Regions from separate parts of the Mus musculus genome. Here region 1 is linked to region 2. The links are chromatin loops, found by intact Hi-C in ENCODE. Cell type or tissue: left cerebral cortex. All regions are shown on one strand. Links, peaks and the distances in the headings refer to the core of each region. The heading gives the core; the rest is flanking DNA.

Region 1 (8,338 bases), core at 264-8,263, 250 kb before region 2:
AAATTGGCATTGGGTGTCTTCTTCCATAATTCGCTACTTGATTTAAGGAGGGATGGTCTCTCATTGAACCCGGAGCTCACTGGGGCTCTTCTCCTCGTGCTGACATTCCAGGGAGCTACCAGATACGCTTCTCTGTCGCAGGAGTTCCAGGCTCCAGAGTCTGGTGCTCGGACTTCTGAGGCAAAAGCGTTACCCACTGAGATATCTCCCAAGTCCTTGCCTGTTTGTTATTTCAGTAAAGTCTTTCTTACTTTGGCCTCTCTCAGCTTGCCGGAGAGTTTCTGATTGGACCTTACCCGGGCTCCCTTTCTGTGGTCTTGTGCCTAGCCTACTCATTTAGAGGGGTTGGGAAGTTTCTTCTTACTGGGTGGTGCTGTCCACAGGGCTTGCTCTCTATCAAAATTCCCAATCTCTGAGGCAGCTGCCCTGGCTCAGAACATTGAATGGCCTGAGACCTACTTATTTGTTTAAGCTAGTTGAAGTTTATGTAAAATGAAAAACCTGCCTCTGGGGAGCTTCCTAATGGCCTGAAATTATGGGAAACTAGCCAGCCTTAGATCTGCAGAGAGAAAGGCATTTTCCAAAAGGAATTTCTTTCTAGACAAGCTCTGCGTTTTGTGATCTGTAAGAAAGAAGAAAGGCAATTTTCCTGTACACGTAGGTGTTCCAGAAATCCTTCAAAGGGTTTGAGAGAACTCGCCTTCGTGCTTGCCCCTTCTCAAGCCACTTTGAAGAATTCTTTACAACTAAAATAAGAAAGCAGGTGAACGGGCCGCTGAATAAAAGATAAAAGATGAGAGGAAACTAAGGTCCCAAGTGGCAAGTCTTCTGGCCAGGCTGGCTGTTTACTTTAAATAGTGAACAACAAGCTAACAGTTCTATTAAGACAAAAATGAAAATCCCGAGAAAAATACTTTTGTCTGCTCCATCCATCTTAGCTAGCATTGACTATATTTCCTAATGTAACATGAAATTCTCACAGGAGAAAGACTCAAACTCCACACTATCCTTGTTTAGATCAAGCGGTACCCTTAAGTCAAAGGGCCTTAAGCTTTTCCATCTTTTTGTTTTCTTTTAATTATGTGTCCAAGTGTGGGAAATTTGCACATGACTGCAGTTACCTGCAGAGGCCAGAAGTGGGCATCAGGTCCCCCTGAACTGGCGTTTCAGGCAGCTGAGATCCAACAAACATAGGTGGGGGAACTGAGCTCCGGTCCTCTCTGCAGGAGTGGTAAGTGCTCCTACCCACTGAGCCATCTCTCCAGACTTAGTTTTGTTTTGTTTTCGTTTTTTGGTTTTGTCGCTAACACTGTTCCACACACACACATACTATTTGTCCCTGAAAAACCAATCGAAAGAAAAAATTGTCATTCCAGACAGATCATAAATTCATTAAGAAAACATGACATTTCAAGCAATCAATTTTATACATAATAATTAGTTTTGCACACTCCTTAACTCTCCACCATGTACACAAAGATCCTATAGTGTGTATATGCACAAATATGTCCTCGTCCATAAATCAAAATGATTTATTCCTTATAACTTAAATTAGGGACCATGGTCACAGTCATCCTTCTTGAACATCTGTTTTCTTTCATTTGTTTGTTCAAGCATTCGATACATATTTATCGAATAACTGTATCACCAAATAAATACTAGTAGCTGAGGAGACAAAAAGCACAAATAACCACACGCCTGCCCTGAGGAAAATCACATTGTAGCAGGGAAAGAAAAATGACTTACATTACTGAGAATAAAAATGACTGTCAACAAGGATGAACTCACTCCAAGGGCACGGGGAAATCTTTCATCCAGGAGATGAAATCTGAAAAGATGACTAGAAGCCTACAAGAGACTGGGGAAGAACAGTGCATCTTAGGCTGGGAAAGCACACTATGTAATGGGAGGAAGAAAACACACATGGGGAATGACCAGCTGAGCTTAGAGACCGTTTGGTAATTAGTCAGTCATAACCCTCCTACTTTGAACCCTAAACTCAACTCTACAGTTACAGCACAGACCAGCTCTCTGGCCCTCACAGTTCTCACATGGATGGGGAGACAGACACCAAACATTTTCAGTCGGAACTTTAATTAAAACTATTGGGGAAATGTTTTGCCAGAAAGAGATGTGGAGACTGGCCTAAATGGAGGGGGGCCAGGGAAGGCTGCTCTGAGGGGATCGATGGTAGGAAAGACTGGATGAAGATGAAGAGGTAAGATTGATAAAGTAGGTTGGAAGGGGTTGAGGGATGGAGAGGTGGAAGGGTAGAGGGGTGGAGGGATGGAGGGCACAGAGAAAATATATTCCTGGATATTCCTGGTTTTGAGCTTGAACAACTAAATATATGGGAAATTTTTTCGAAATATCCAATAGGAAGAACTTGGTGAGGGATTATGAATAGTACTAAGGAGTTTAGACTTTGTTCTGGTTGTCGTGGAAACTACCATAAGCCCTTGGGTACCCAGTGACACTGTCAGGCATGTCTTTGGAAGAGATTCCGGTGTTGCTTAAAGGATGGGAGAGACCCATTTCAACAGCTTATACACAAACTAAAGCAAAGGTTTCAGAAAATAACACGTACGCCTGTAAATGTGCTATATTCTATTTTTCGATTCATTTTCTATTCCCTTTTCTAATAAAGATGACCAGATCAAAATATTGTTGTGAGAATCAGTAATGACTTGCAAGTCATGGTTAGAAAAAAAAATACTGGACTGGAACACAGTGGACACAATGCCTCTTACTTCCTGACACAGGACTTGGGACATTACACCAAGCTCACCAAATAGTGGGGCAAGTTCCTTTGTTTCCACATGAGTATCTGTTTTTCTTTTAAATGTGATTTTGAATTGAGTAATGATAACCTGACGACAATAAAGATGTTGTGACCACCGCATTCTATTACTTTATAGTTTCAAATAAGCAGGAGTGTTTTAACCAGCTTCTTACTGAAGTTGAGTTTGAAGCTTAATTCATCTGCTTTTATTCATCTTTATTACATCTTTCAGTGTAAGATCCAGAGCGCCTGGTAGCATGTGTGAGCTGTGTGAGGGTGCTGTAAATTAGCCACAGCTAGAGCCTGAAACTTATCATAGAAACCTCTGGCTGAGATGCTGATTAACAATCAGAGAGTTGCAAAAACTAAGACTCCCACTGTCCTGTGTTGGGTTCAGTTTGACTGTAAAGAAATTCTACCCTGATCAAAGCTCTATTTTAAATCTGCTTATTTTGGTTCTATGCACATAATTGTAGCCTAATCATCTAGACTCGGAGCAAGCAAACAGCCCCATGGTATACTCATCTCTCTGTGCAATCGCTCGCAAATATATGTGCTCGTGCAGTAAAACAGTAATGCCAAAGACACGGCAATGTTGACCTTGCCAACCCCCAAACCTTTCCAGGGTATTATTTTTGCTTCCTCTAAAATATGACCATTTCCAGTTCTCCAAGGAAGAGAGAAATCAATCTGCCACCCACCAGAGCACATATGCTTCAGGGAGCCGTTGCTGTATTTGCTGCCTGTGGATCTCCAAGTTGACAGCAGCTGGTTCGTGTCCTAAGACTCATTTGCTTTCCTCCAAACCATGCATTCTAGCCCATCAGCAAGGTTCTCTGTGTACTGGCAGGGCTTCTTTTCTAACAGTGGAGCCAAAAGCTACATTTGAATCAACCACCAAGATGCTTAAAACAGATTACTGGACTCCAGTCCCAGAAGATTTAAGGCAGGTCCAAAAATTTGCATCTTAATAAGCTCCGAAATGTTGCTGCTGCTGTTGCTGGGAATGCTGCTGCTGGTGGTGGCCCATTGAAAGCCTCTGCTTATTCAAGTCATGTTTACAACTCCTTTGAGCCCATCCCCTTTGTTGCCACAGGCACTGCCTTGCAGGCTATAAGTATATAATAATTATTTGTTAAATAAGATTTCTAAATAATTATCAGTTTAACCGATAAGACTTCCTGAGACCCTTAGAGATAATGAAAAGACACATGCATTACATTCCTTACAAGACATCTATTTTTAAAATGTACTTGTCAGGGAGGGGATAGGAACTCCATAAAAAGACCAACAGAGTCAACTAACCTGGACCCTTAGGGACTTCCCAAAGACTGAACCACTAAAGAGCAAGCGTGGACTAGACATATATGTAGCAGATGTACAGCTTGCTATTCAGGTGGGTTTCCTAACAATTAGAGCAGCAGCTGTCCCTGACTCTGCTGCCTACCTTTGGATCCTAGTCCCATAACTGGGTCACCTTGTCTGGCCTCAGTGGGAGAGAATGTGCCTAGTCCTGCAGTGACTTGGTGTGCCAAGGTGAGTTGGTACCCAGGAGAGCCTCACCCTTCTCCAAGGAGGAGAGAGGAAGAGGGAGGCTGTGTGAGAGGGCCACTGGGAGGAGAGGTGGAAGCTGGGCTCAGGATGTAAAGTGAATGAGTGAATGAATGAATGAATGAATGAATGAATAGAAAAATAAATAAATAATATGGAAACCGTAAGGGCATAATAAATTAATAGATATAATAAAATAAATAAGTAGAGATACCTGTCTCCTCTTTACACTTTACCCTATTATCACTCACCAACTCAATGCTATTAATAATAAACTCAATGCTATTAATAATAAAATTGAGCTCCTACACGCTAACCTCCATTAATAAAACATAGAACCATCATTAATCCTGAAATCCCTTCCTCTTAAACATGCTCCCTTTTGCTGCATCCCTTGGCATCTTACACCCGGTTCAGTACTTTCTGCTTGGGGGGGAATATGCTCTCTCTACACTAGGTGGCAGTGTGACCCTGGAATCTGAAACCTTAGCTAAGGAATCAGAGACCTTGATTTCCCATTACTTAAGTAGAAAACTGATTTTATGCAAATGTCCCGTTTTTTGTTATTTTCCATGTGTAGAAAGTAAAGTGTTATAATTGATTCCGTTTTGGGGCTGCTCTCAAGATAGATGCACAAATACAATGCACTATGATTGTTCTTAAAAGCCTGTTAGAGAGCAACAAAATGAACAACTAAAATTAGCTCTGCCCCAGTACATTCCTTCTGGCTAACAAAGCCAACCCTTAGGACTGAGCTTGGAAGACACACACTCTAGCTTGCTAGAAACTTTGCTTTGTAGCTGCAAGAGGAATTACCCTCTCTGGCTCAGTTTACTTATTTGTAAGCTAATAATAAAATAATATAACATAATATAATAATAAAAACAAAACAAAAATAAAAATTACAAAAGCACCCTCTTTATGGACACACTTTAAGGGTTAAATTAGAACTTAATACGTAGCCAGGCACACAAACATTTTAGCTTGATTTATTTTGGTTATGGGAGCACGTTTTCCTCTGCTGTTTATTCCTCTGCTTCAGTAAGTCATGGTTCATTTAGATCCTGAGAAATAAAGTGTGGCTCCATGCTTCAAATATACCTGGCCAATACACAGCTTCTAAAGAAACCTACCCAGAGCCATCAAGGTAAGCCAACCGATAGCCCACCTTCCTTCCATTTCATACTCTTAACTTTCCCTACATTTCTATTCTTCTTCCCACAGAGCCGCCGTAAACTTGTCCTTCAAGCTCTCCATCAGCACCTTCCTGAACACAATACTCAGTGATTTTTCAAGAATCTTTCTCATCATGATCTATTTTGTGATTTATAATAATCCAAAGAAACAGATGCAGCCATCCAGATTTCTTGGCAAAGAAACTACATTGAAGATAGCTGTGAGAGTTCAGTTAGGGACGAAGAAAATACCTTAGACTACTGGGTTGTAAGTAGGTATAAAAAGGGCATCCTAACAATCACTGTGGATCCAGCAATGGTTGCCTGTAACACTTGACACTTGCATTCATGATGCCCAATGCCCTGACTTTGTTTTATACGTATATATGTAACTTTACACATACATGTAACTGTTTCCATACATATATGTGTGTGCGTGAATGGGTGTATCCATTCCTGTGAAAACACAGGGCTTCTTTGCTTTGGAACTGCTACACAGATATTTTAGAGAACATAGCAACAGGAAATAAAACAACCACTACTGGCTTCCCTACCTAAGGAAGACTCCTCTTACCACAACTTCGTGTTTTCTTGAGTTCCTTTTCTGCACGTAAGCTGTGGGTATGGTGGGCATAGCAGGCATAGCAAAACTTTAGTGCCTCTTTAAGATTCAGCCTTACACCAATCAGAATGGCTAAGATTAAAAACTCAGGTGACAGCAGATGCTGGTGAAGAGGTTAGAGGGTTGAGGATATCTTCATTGAGACAAGGGAGTGGAGAGGAGGAATGGATTGTGGAACAGTAGGAGGGTGGATGTGGGGTTGGGGTTATGATAAAATCTGGAACGTAAAAATAGTGAATAAAAAATAAAAGAAAAAATTCAAGCAACAAAAAAAAAAAGAACGCATGCATGTGCTGTCCCAAAATCTAAATGTGATCACATGTCACATACAACATATCAAATTCTCACTGGGGATGTAACTCAGCAATAGAACACATACCTCACGACAGCAAATTCCAAGAGTACAAACCTCTTACTTGAGGTGAAAGTTACAGCTTTTAATGGAGACTTATACAACCTTAAGAGAGAAAACATCTATATAGAAAGAGGCTTTTGAGTACCAGTGGGAGACTGCTGCCAGAAGCCAATGGGATTTTTTTTCTTTTTAAGATTTTTTCTCACCCAGAGCCATGTGGATTGTAAGCTCACAGGCAAACAGCTAACCAAAAAGCCACAAAGACATGCACAGACATTCCAGTGGTTCCTAAGGGCACCCACAGGAGTCCTTCCTTCTATTACCTCCTTTTACTTCAAATCTCTCTGAAACCACGGCTGATACCAGGAATAGCAGCAGCAACTGGAACCTAGACAAGTGATAGCCTTCATTATTAACGACTGAGCTTAGAGCCGTTAGGAGCTGATGGGGGCGCCAACATCAACACAGTGGTTCCAGGATTGGACAGCTCACAGAGTACCTGCAGGAAAATCAGAGCCGTCCAGGACTTGGGAGGATGTCGACAGAGGAGTGGGATCAAACGTGTTTTCTCAGTCTATGCTGGCTGCAGGGCTTCCTGTGGAATTCCTTCTAGAATTACAGAAGGATGCACACTTGCTCGCTACCAGAAACTACACCCAAACTTTTTTCTCTTTAACATACACAGTTCATCAACAATGCCATTTTACAAGAGAGGTGAGGCTCAAAACATTCAATGAGTTGCTAAAGAAAATGACACACAGCAAGACATACCAACCTCAGGATTCTCTGACAAGAAGCTTTGCCTGCCCACGATTGTGCACATAAACACATGTGCATGCTCACAGTGTTGAAGAGGCTCTCCGTTCTATTCTGTGCAGAATTATTCACTCCTATTCTCCTTCCCCCATTGACTCCTCTAAACTATTTCAAATGTTGGTTAAATAATAATAAATAATAATGAGTCTGTTTTACTGGTTACCAAGTCAGAGCTCTGATGGAGGTACATATGCTCAAGGGTTTAGCACAGCAGTGCATTGATAAGACGACCAACAGAAGTCATAGACACACCCCATGCAAGATATCGTATGGATTGGGACGGGTCCTGTTTCAGGGCTCCTACTCTAAATTCTCTACCTTTAACTTGGTTTATCGGGAGCATTGGAGAAATTTTAATGTCAGTTTTCTCTATGAGAGTGTAGCCCCTGATAAGTTGAGCATATTTCAATGAAAAGAGGCCATACGGATATGCCAGAATATTTTAATGGTACAAACTGGACTTGATGGGTGGGTTGGTTTGGTTTGGTTTGTGAAGCCAAAGTTGGGTAACTAGGGAAGTGAGGATGAATCTTGGAGAAGTTGTGGGCAAATGAGCACATACACATGATCTGAAATTCTTAAAAGACACATATATTTGTGGAATTTTGGTATTTTACCCTATATTGCTCTGTGGCTCTGTCCACGTCACATTTTGTGTTGGAATTTGAAGTATCACAGGTAGGGGTCTTGATCATCTATAATCTCATGCATACCTCACTCATTACAGGCTGCAGGCAATCATTATCGTTTTCCTGAGCAATCAAAATTTTAACCAGCTCACATTCAGTATGTGCCAAGCCTGCTCAGTCCTCAAGGATGAGTAGACAGATAAACCCCAAACCATCAAGGATGAATAGACAGATAGATCCCAAACCTGGGACATACTTTGACTCGCCTAGAACTACCCCAAAGAAAGGGGCAGAACCATGCATTAGCAAAGTAGCCCAGCTACAGAAAGGTAGACGTGGCTGGTACTGCCCAGAGGAATTCAAGAGCATCTCATTGAAGGGTTGACACCTTAGCCTAATGCTGAGAAA
Region 2 (8,338 bases), core at 163-8,162:
ATTTCAGTAACCCAGTAAATAAAAACCCTGGAAGCTTATAATTAACAAGTCAGATTTATGTATCAATAAATTCTCAACTCGTAAGATGTCAATACAATAATTTCAGAACCAATTGATAATGATAAAAGCTGCCCACCTAGATTAAACAAATTATCCCAATTATTCTATCCTTTATGATATCATAACTACCAGTGGCTAATTAAAGCCATGCTGTTTCAGGTTCTTCTTCCTGTCTATCTGCTTCTATCTTGGCCCTTTTTCTCTCCATAGAAGCTCTCTGTCTCTGCAACTCTTAGCTTCTCCTCTCTTTCCCTGTACAATCACTGGCCTTCTGCATCACACTCCTGTTAGTGTGATTTGACAGGAAAAATTCTGTCACACATCATGACCAAAGAAACTCTTATAAGGGACAACATTTAATTGGGGCTGGCTTTCAGGTTCGGAGGTTCAGTCCATTATTATCATGGCAGGAATCATGGCAGTGTCCAGGCAGACATGGTGCTGGAGAAGGAGCCAAGAGTTCTACATCTTGATCCAAAAGCAGTCAGTAGAAGACTGACTTCCAGGCAACTAGGAAAAGGGTCAAAGCCTACTGCAACAGTGACAAACTTCCTCCACCAAGGCCACACCTCCCCGGGCTAAACATATTCAAACCACCACATTTACATTATGACTCATAAAAGTAGCAAAATTATAGTTATAAAGTAGCAACACAAATAATTTTATGGGTGTGTGTGGGGGTCATCACAACATGAGGAAATATATTCAAGGGTTGCTTTACTAGGAAGGTTAAGAACCTCTGTTCTAGTGGAGAGCACCACAGCCACGAATATGTGGGCAGTGCAAAAAAAAAAAAAAAAAAAAAAAAAAAAAAAAAAACGATCTAGTGACCTCAAACCTCAAAACCGCAACACACACACACACACACACACCCCTCAGATCAGAGGACATTAGGTTGAGATAGGGTTGTAGAGGAGGAGTATGTGGTGGGAGATACAATAAAAATGCATTGTATGTATGAAACTCTTAAGGAATTAATAACTTTTGTTTTTAAAGGGAGTCTCTCTCTCTCTCTCTCTCTCTCTCTCTCTCTTCCAGGTTGCTAAACTACATTTTCGGTGTTTCCTGCCTCATCTTGTTGTCATAATGTGGTGGTTTGATGAGACTATCTCCCATAGGCTGAGATGTTTGCATAATTGGTCCCTAGTTAGTGACACTGTTTGGGTAAGTTTAGGAGGCATGGCCTTGCCGAGGCAGTATGTCACATGTGTAAGGTTTGAGTTGTAAAGCCTTTCTGTGTTCCCAGCATGCTCTGCTTCCAAGATAGCCTCCAGCTTCTGCTCCAGTGACTGTGTCTTCTGCTCTCTGCCAATGCTTCCCTGCCATGATCCGCTTTTATGTCTTTGGAATCTTAAGCCCAAGAGGGATAGGTAGAGCGTATCACAGAGAATCCTGCTTCCTGCCATTCTTAGCATCTCTCCTACCTCAGGCCAGGGCTATGTTTATTCTACTTACATAAGGCCCACACATAGTATTGCTCATACTTACTACACAGCAAGCCGAATCACTCCAACTGTTTCACTGAGTTCAACCTTAGTAAACCTGATGGGCTATCATCGAGAATGTCTTCCTTTTTAAAACTGTCTTTCCTTGCAGGGAAGAATGTCGTTTACATTGTGTTATGTAGGAACATCTTCTGAAACACACTGTCAGTTTCAGAAGCCTTGTGCTTGGCCTTCTTGCAAAGGACCATCACAGCTGGGCCTGTTGACTATTTATGTTCCACCATAGGGAGGGTATATGGAGACTTATGGAAGGGAACCCCTACCACACTATTCAGTCACTGTTGTATGTGGTTCTGCCCTGCTTGTATCTGGTCTCAGGGAGGGGCTAGAGGATATACCTGGGGGAAGATGGAGGGAGGGAATTCCATGTCAGGTTCCTAAGGACCATCATCCTTGCTATGTGCAGACCTTCCAGTGTGGCTATTCTAAGGTCATCTATGCTCCTATCCATACCCCTTACCAGTTGCTCTTTAAGCCTAATAAGCTCATTGGTTCTCCTGGGTGAACTTTGTTGGAATTATACCTAAGTTTGTCTTTAGGATCTTACGAGAAGGAACAGGCTTAAGTTTCTCCCAGGGAAGGGATCCTAGCAGCACACAATTTCTTAAAGTGACATCCCTTTAATAATTCACTTTTTGATCACTTTCCCTCTTCCTAGGCGGGGTATATTGCCTGGTTTTAACTCTTCCACTTGTAGCATGGCCAAGTGACTTGACTGTTTTGCCTCATTTTCCTGTATATGAGATTATCAATATTGTTGAGGGAGGTAGGGTTTATTACGTTACCTCTCCCCCCCAAACATGTCTATTTTCCTCTAAAACGTAAGACACTTTTAGCCCCATTTCATTCCATCCGCTTCTAGTATACCGTTTCCAAACTCCCGATGCACACACATGGGATGCATCTACCCATTATAACTATATATATATAACTATAATTTGGACATTTCCAGTGCTGTGTACACAAATGCAAAGACTGTGAAAAATGCAAAGACTGTGAAAGTCGCTTCCCGGTAAAAAAAAAAAATTCTTCCACTTTCAGGTCTCTAGAGGCTTCAAGCGACGATCAGGTGTCAAGAGTGGGGAATCTCGCCCCGGGGAGCGTCAGACGCTTCTCTGGAATCACCTTGGGAGTCTCCCGGCACGCGGGCAGCTGGGCGCATGCGCAGCGCCCAGCGCTGCGTCCTCCCGGAAGCGGCGGCTCTTCCCGCCCCGCCCCTCGCCGGCTCGGGCGGAGCGTGCGGCGGGCCCGGCGAGGAGGCGGGACACGTCGGCGCTGGCTCGGCCGCCGCCGCCCCTCCTCCGGTTCCAGCCGCCGCCGCCACCGCCGCTGCCGCCGCTTCCTGGGCCGAGTCCGTCCGCGGCCCCAGCGGCGTCAGGTGCCCTCGCCCGCCCGGCCTCGCCAGCGCCGTCCGCCCGTCCGCTCGCCCGCGTCCGGGCCCGCCGCCCCGCCGCCGACATGGCGACACGCTCCTGTCGGGAGAAGGCTCAGAAGCTGAACGAGCAGCACCAGCTCATCCTGTCCAAACTGCTGAGGGAGGAGGACAACAAGTACTGCGCCGACTGCGAGGCCAAAGGTAGCGCGCGGGCTTGGTGGCCGCTCGGCCGGGGCCTCCTGCGGCTGTGACCTTCCCACCCTCCGCGGCGTCTCGTCCGCGCCGGCTCTCCCGGGAGGGCGGGCGGCCTCTGGCTCTCGGCTAGCACGGAGGTCGCGGCCTCAGCCTCCGGCTCGGAGCCGGCGTCGCGCCGCTGCCACCGCCTTGGGCCGCCGGCTGGGCGGTGCTGATAGGGCTGTGGGAGCCCTCCTGCCTCAGCCTCAGCGACTCCGTGGGTGGAGTCGCCCTTAGGTCCCTGTCCTCTTGGCGACCCTCCCTTCCTCCCACGAGATCGCGTCGTCCTCCCTTTCCCCAGTGGTGCGGTGTCCCAGATGGAGCCCTACCTGCCTGCCCACCTGACAGCTCTTGCACAGGGCGTTTACTTCTGTTTCTGAAAAAGAACAGTGTTTTGGGGTGGTTTGAGATGTCACTGCATAACATAATCGAGATAGGGTTTTCATTATTTGTGTATACTATGTATAACACACACACACACACACACACACACACACACTCACACTCTCTTATTCTGGATGTTATAGTGTCCTAAGGAAAGTGTGTTATGTTCATAAAGAGTTCAGTCGTTAGATTCCCCCAGACGACCCATTGGCGAATTTGTGGACACTGGTCTGTCCACTTCATAAATGTGGAAGGTGCATTTTAAGATACTGAGAAGAAGAAGAAGAAAAAAAAACCCCACTATTTTTAGTTCAGGTGGAGGTTTCTGCTTGAGCCTTTGAAATAGATAAATTATTTTTAGCTGATAGTTTTTGTTTGGAGATGTGGTTTATTTCTAATGTAAGTAATATCATGGAGAGTAATGGAGATTTAAAAATCCTACTTCTATGTAGTTAGGAAAATGTACATTTGATTTTTCTCTGGGAAATAGGTAGTTGCTGGGAGCAGAGACAGCCATTGTGAGCGAGGATTAAGATTTCTGCATTATTTAACTACTTTTCTAGAGTTTTTACTGTTTTCTCTCAACACTGAGCAAAAGAGTCCATTGCAGTAGGCTGGGTTATATGTGAATAAATTAAGTCTCATAACATCAGCATCATCTCTCTGTCATAACAGCTACTTCCTTACTGGGCGAAATCACATGTACACACTTTAATTGGGATTTTTATGAAGCACTTTACAGCATTATAGTAACTTGACTGTGAGGTTATCCCATGTAATCCTTAGGCAAGGCATTTAAAAGAAAAGGCATGCCTGATTTTTGTAGTAATATTTATTTGCTTGCTTGGTACTTGATTCTTGCATGTGGTTATTAGGAAATAGTGTTCTGTATTGAAGCTCAGTCACTCTCTTATCTTTTTACTTGTAAAACACTTAAAAAAAATAGGTTATTAGAAGCTAAGAAAAGGAACAAGGGCCAGAGTTAGTTTATGTTTCATCACCTTGAGTCCTAACACAGTTAAGTAAAGACTCTGGTCTGGGAAGCTGTGGCTAAAGAGCATCCAGGGCTGCAGAGATGGTCTAGGGTCAGAACACCGGCTGCTCCCGAGCCACATAGCAGCTCTCTCTGTAACTCTAGGAACAGCAGGTCCCAGGCCCTCTGCTGGCCCCTGTAGCCACCAGGCATGCAGATGGCACAGAGACATGAAAATTCATACACATTTGTAAAAGAATTATGTAAGTCAATGTAAGCCAATAATTTCCTTTCATGAATAGAAGTAACTTAAAAGATTCAAATTTCTTTCTCCAAAGGGGTACTGCAATCAGATTTTCAGATTTTCACTAAATGTGTTAACCTTTTTTTTTTTTTTTTCTGTTTTTGGGAGATGGAAAGAAAGCAATTACGTTCTTCTTTAATTGGGTAAAGAAGTTTTACTTCTGAACAGTAGGCAACATTTGTTTTGATCACTTTTGTGTAACCGCGTGAATCCAGTCCATGTATGTGGAATGAATAGCTTTTTATTTTGCTCTTGTTTAGTCACTTAATTATGAATTTTCTCTTTTCTTGAGAAGTGGGAAAAGTGGGATAGTCTAGTATCAGTAGTTCAAGGGCTCCACTGGAAGGCCATGGGCTCTGTTGTCAGTGACTTAGAAAGATTATGAATTTCAGCCAAACCTAGAATAATGGTTGTAAATTATTTTATTGTTTTATTTTGATACTTAAGGAAATATTCACTGGTATGACCATTTCACATTTTACTTAGGATTTATAGGGTGTGTGTGTGTGTGTGTGTATGTATGTGTAAGATGCATTTGTGTGTACTGTGGGATCAAACACCATTGATTTCTATGTGGGAGGCAAGCATTTTTCCACTGTTACATCCCTCCTCTTTTTTGAGATGGGTTTGTCATCCTGGTTAGCCTCAGTCTTGTGATTTTCCTATCTTTCCTTCCTGAGTATGCATACTATACACTGTATAACTTTATACACTTCTTGTAAAGTTTTGTGCTTTTGGTATGGGCGAGCCCATTTTGACATATTCTTAGAGTAAAATCCTCCTTGGCTTTTTGTATGACTTTGAATCTGTTGTTCTATATGTCAGTAACCATAATAAATGTAAGTGGTGAAGTTCTGTTTTCTTACTTTAAAAGAGTTTCCCATTATTCTGTGAGAACATGGACCTAAAAGAAAGCTTAGTTTATCATCTGTTACCTGAGTAGAGTTAGCAGAGGAGTGCCGGTTGGATTTTGACACTTTCTTAGTCATTAGCTTGTATGTCTGGTACTGACAGTATTAGCAAGGAAGGAGGACATGATGGCACAGGTCCCGGCTCCTGCTCTTGACCCTGTTCTTCAATACATTGTACAACTGGAGAGCAGGAACTGCCAGATAGAGCTGCCTGACTCCGGCTATCACTGTGACTCTGCAGGAGTTGAAAGCAGTTCTCATGATTATTAATTGGTGGCAGTATGGGTAGCGAGGATATGGAGTCATTTTAAATTTGCCATCTTAAATTTACTTTTCAGAATTTAAGCTTCATTCATAAGTAATACTGGCTTTGATTTTTTTAAAATATGTAAAAATTGGAATGAAAATGACTTTCTTGCTCAGTAAGTTTTAGGGCAGTCAGAGACTCAAGGTTTTGAACCCTAGAGTTAATTTTTTCAGACTTTGTAGTATTCAAAGGGTATGCTGCTTTCTTAATTCAAACACTTCTTTTTTCCACAGGTCTTGAGGACAGTTAAGAACTGGATTAGGTTTTGGTACAGAAACTTTTATAAGACTGAAAGGAGTATGTTTAATGGAGACTGAACATGGCAATATTCAGAATGAGTGATTCTGAAACAGTATGCCAAGTGTAACGGTAGCGGCTATAAGAAATAACCTTCTCGGCCGGGCGTGGTGGTGCACGCCTTTAATCCCAGCACTCAGGAGGCAGAGGCAGGCGGATTTCTGAGTTCAAGGCCATCCTGGTCTACAAAGTGAGCTCCAGGACAGCCAGGGCTATACAGAGAAACCCTGTCTTGAACCCCCCCCCCCCCAAAAAAAAAAAAACCAAAAAAAAGAAATAACCTTCTCTTTCTTTCTTTCTCGCCCTTTCCCTGGGCCTTGACCCTTGCTCACCAGCTCTGATGATTCCTCAAAGCCTTTGTGCTAGTCCTACGAATGAGCCTTCTGGCTTCTGTTGTTTCAGCTTTTGCTCATCTTTACATTTTGCTTAAATGTCATTTCTAGTTTCCCTTCAGCTTCCCAGACTAAGTTTACTTTTATTTGTACACTTGCGACATTATTTTAAATCTTACCACACTTATAATTAGAACATCACTGAAGTAATGGTTGGGCACTCCATATTTCTATTGAATTGCAGCTTTGAAGGAGAAGTCTTGTTTATGTTGCTCAGAGTAGCTTCCTCAGCCTTAAAGCACAGTGAATGAGTTTGGTAGGAAAATAGAACTCAGCAAATACCTTTTGGTTGTATGAATGAGTATAAGAATGAACAGTCAGAGGCAGTGAGTGTGAATGAGAGTAAGTACATTGTAAAAGGGCGTGGCGTTGGGGGACCCTGTGAATCACAGGAGACTTGTGAGTTGAAGGTACAGTGAGCTTTCACTAACTAGAGCAAGAATTAGACGACACTGCTATATACACCCAGGGTATGGTATATAGAAGGTAGAAGTGGTTTCTATATGGCCGTTTTATTTTGGCGAGCTGTCTTTGAAAATGATCAGATTTGGTTGAGATGGTATGGGAGGTGATTATTACTGGTAGTCAGAGTCCAAGGGTAAGAGGATCGTGCGTCATGTACTGTGTGCCAGTGTATGAATCAGGATGTAGAGCAGGGTGTAGCTACAGAGCCACTGCGTCCAGTTTTTGTTAGGGGTTTAAGGGATCGGTGAAAAACCTGCAGGAAGTTAAAACTCAGGAGTCATTTCTGGACTCTGACCACATCATGCCAGAATTGTCATTGCTTGACTGCCGTAGTTGTCTTTCACTCCCTCAGTTGGTGACTAGGTGGGAAGATGGAGACACGTTTAGATGGTTTTGTCAGTAGTTTCTACTGTAGTGGGGTGGCTCATGCTGCACTTGTGCTTTCCACGTGCTTACAGTGGGCTGACTCTAATATGTAAAGACACCTTGCCTTTTGGGTCAGAGTAGAAACAGCTGAGCATATTTGGTTGTAAGAGCCAGCTCCAAGAGTTAGCCAGGGAAGGGGTTAGAGAAAACTCTTGTAAAAGAACTTTTACTGAAAAGTAAAGTTTACCCCAGGAGCTGATGTTTATGCTTACAGAATTAATTTATAAGCACAGAGGTGTGTAGCTGGTCTTGGCTTATTTGTGGTGTTCTCTTTTGTCCCACCCTTTGTCTCCCCCTCCTGGGTTTATCCCTATCACTGGATAGGAGAGAAAGGATTGGGGGTGGGGAGGGCATACAGAGACCCCGAATCTAATCTCTTCCTTGTTTCTTCTTTGCTTGTAGTGGCCTTTCTACTTTGTGGTTCTTCCTTTCCCACTCTCAACCCCTCCCACTTCACCCCCGTCGCTTGATAGGAGAGAAAGAGTGACGGGAAAGGTATCTCTGAGTCTAATTGCTTCCTTGTTTCTTCTTCGAGCAGTTACTAACATACCACGACACATCACCAACCACCAACTCGGCCTCTTGGGGTCCTAGCATTTTATATACCCTCTGAAAAGTTCCCAGAATTGCAGCCAGCAAACCATGCCTCTGCTAGAGCATGAGGCAAATCATAGTCAGCTGCATCCCCATATCCCTACAGGTGGT

Evidence for each region. Peaks named below come from ENCODE experiments on the same cell type or tissue, not always from the same donor. Only the 100,000 strongest peaks of a DNase experiment are listed, where the experiment ranks them.
Region 1: a loop joins it to region 2, with 2.8 times the contacts of the local background. A loop is called at or near these places in 2 of 42 quality-filtered maps.

Annotation. Positions count from the first base shown.
Region 1 is chr1:24,168,108-24,176,445 of GRCm38, reverse strand. No RefSeq gene overlaps it. Among named protein-coding and RNA genes, the nearest start is that of Col9a1, 5.3 kb to the left of the region's middle. In left cerebral cortex, for the core only: a CTCF peak has its summit at 4,778 (motif pointing right); DNase peaks (open chromatin) are centred at 3,177, 3,514 and 4,789.
Region 2 is chr1:23,916,841-23,925,178 of GRCm38, reverse strand. Smap1 (small ArfGAP 1) reads left to right here and starts at 2,798. Exons shown (of 10, transcript NM_028534.3): 1 at 2,798-3,141. The coding sequence starts at 3,024. In left cerebral cortex, for the core only: a CTCF peak has its summit at 4,737 (motif pointing left); DNase peaks (open chromatin) are centred at 2,751, 4,681 and 5,925; H3K4me3 peaks cover 3,000 bases; H3K27ac peaks cover 1,043 bases.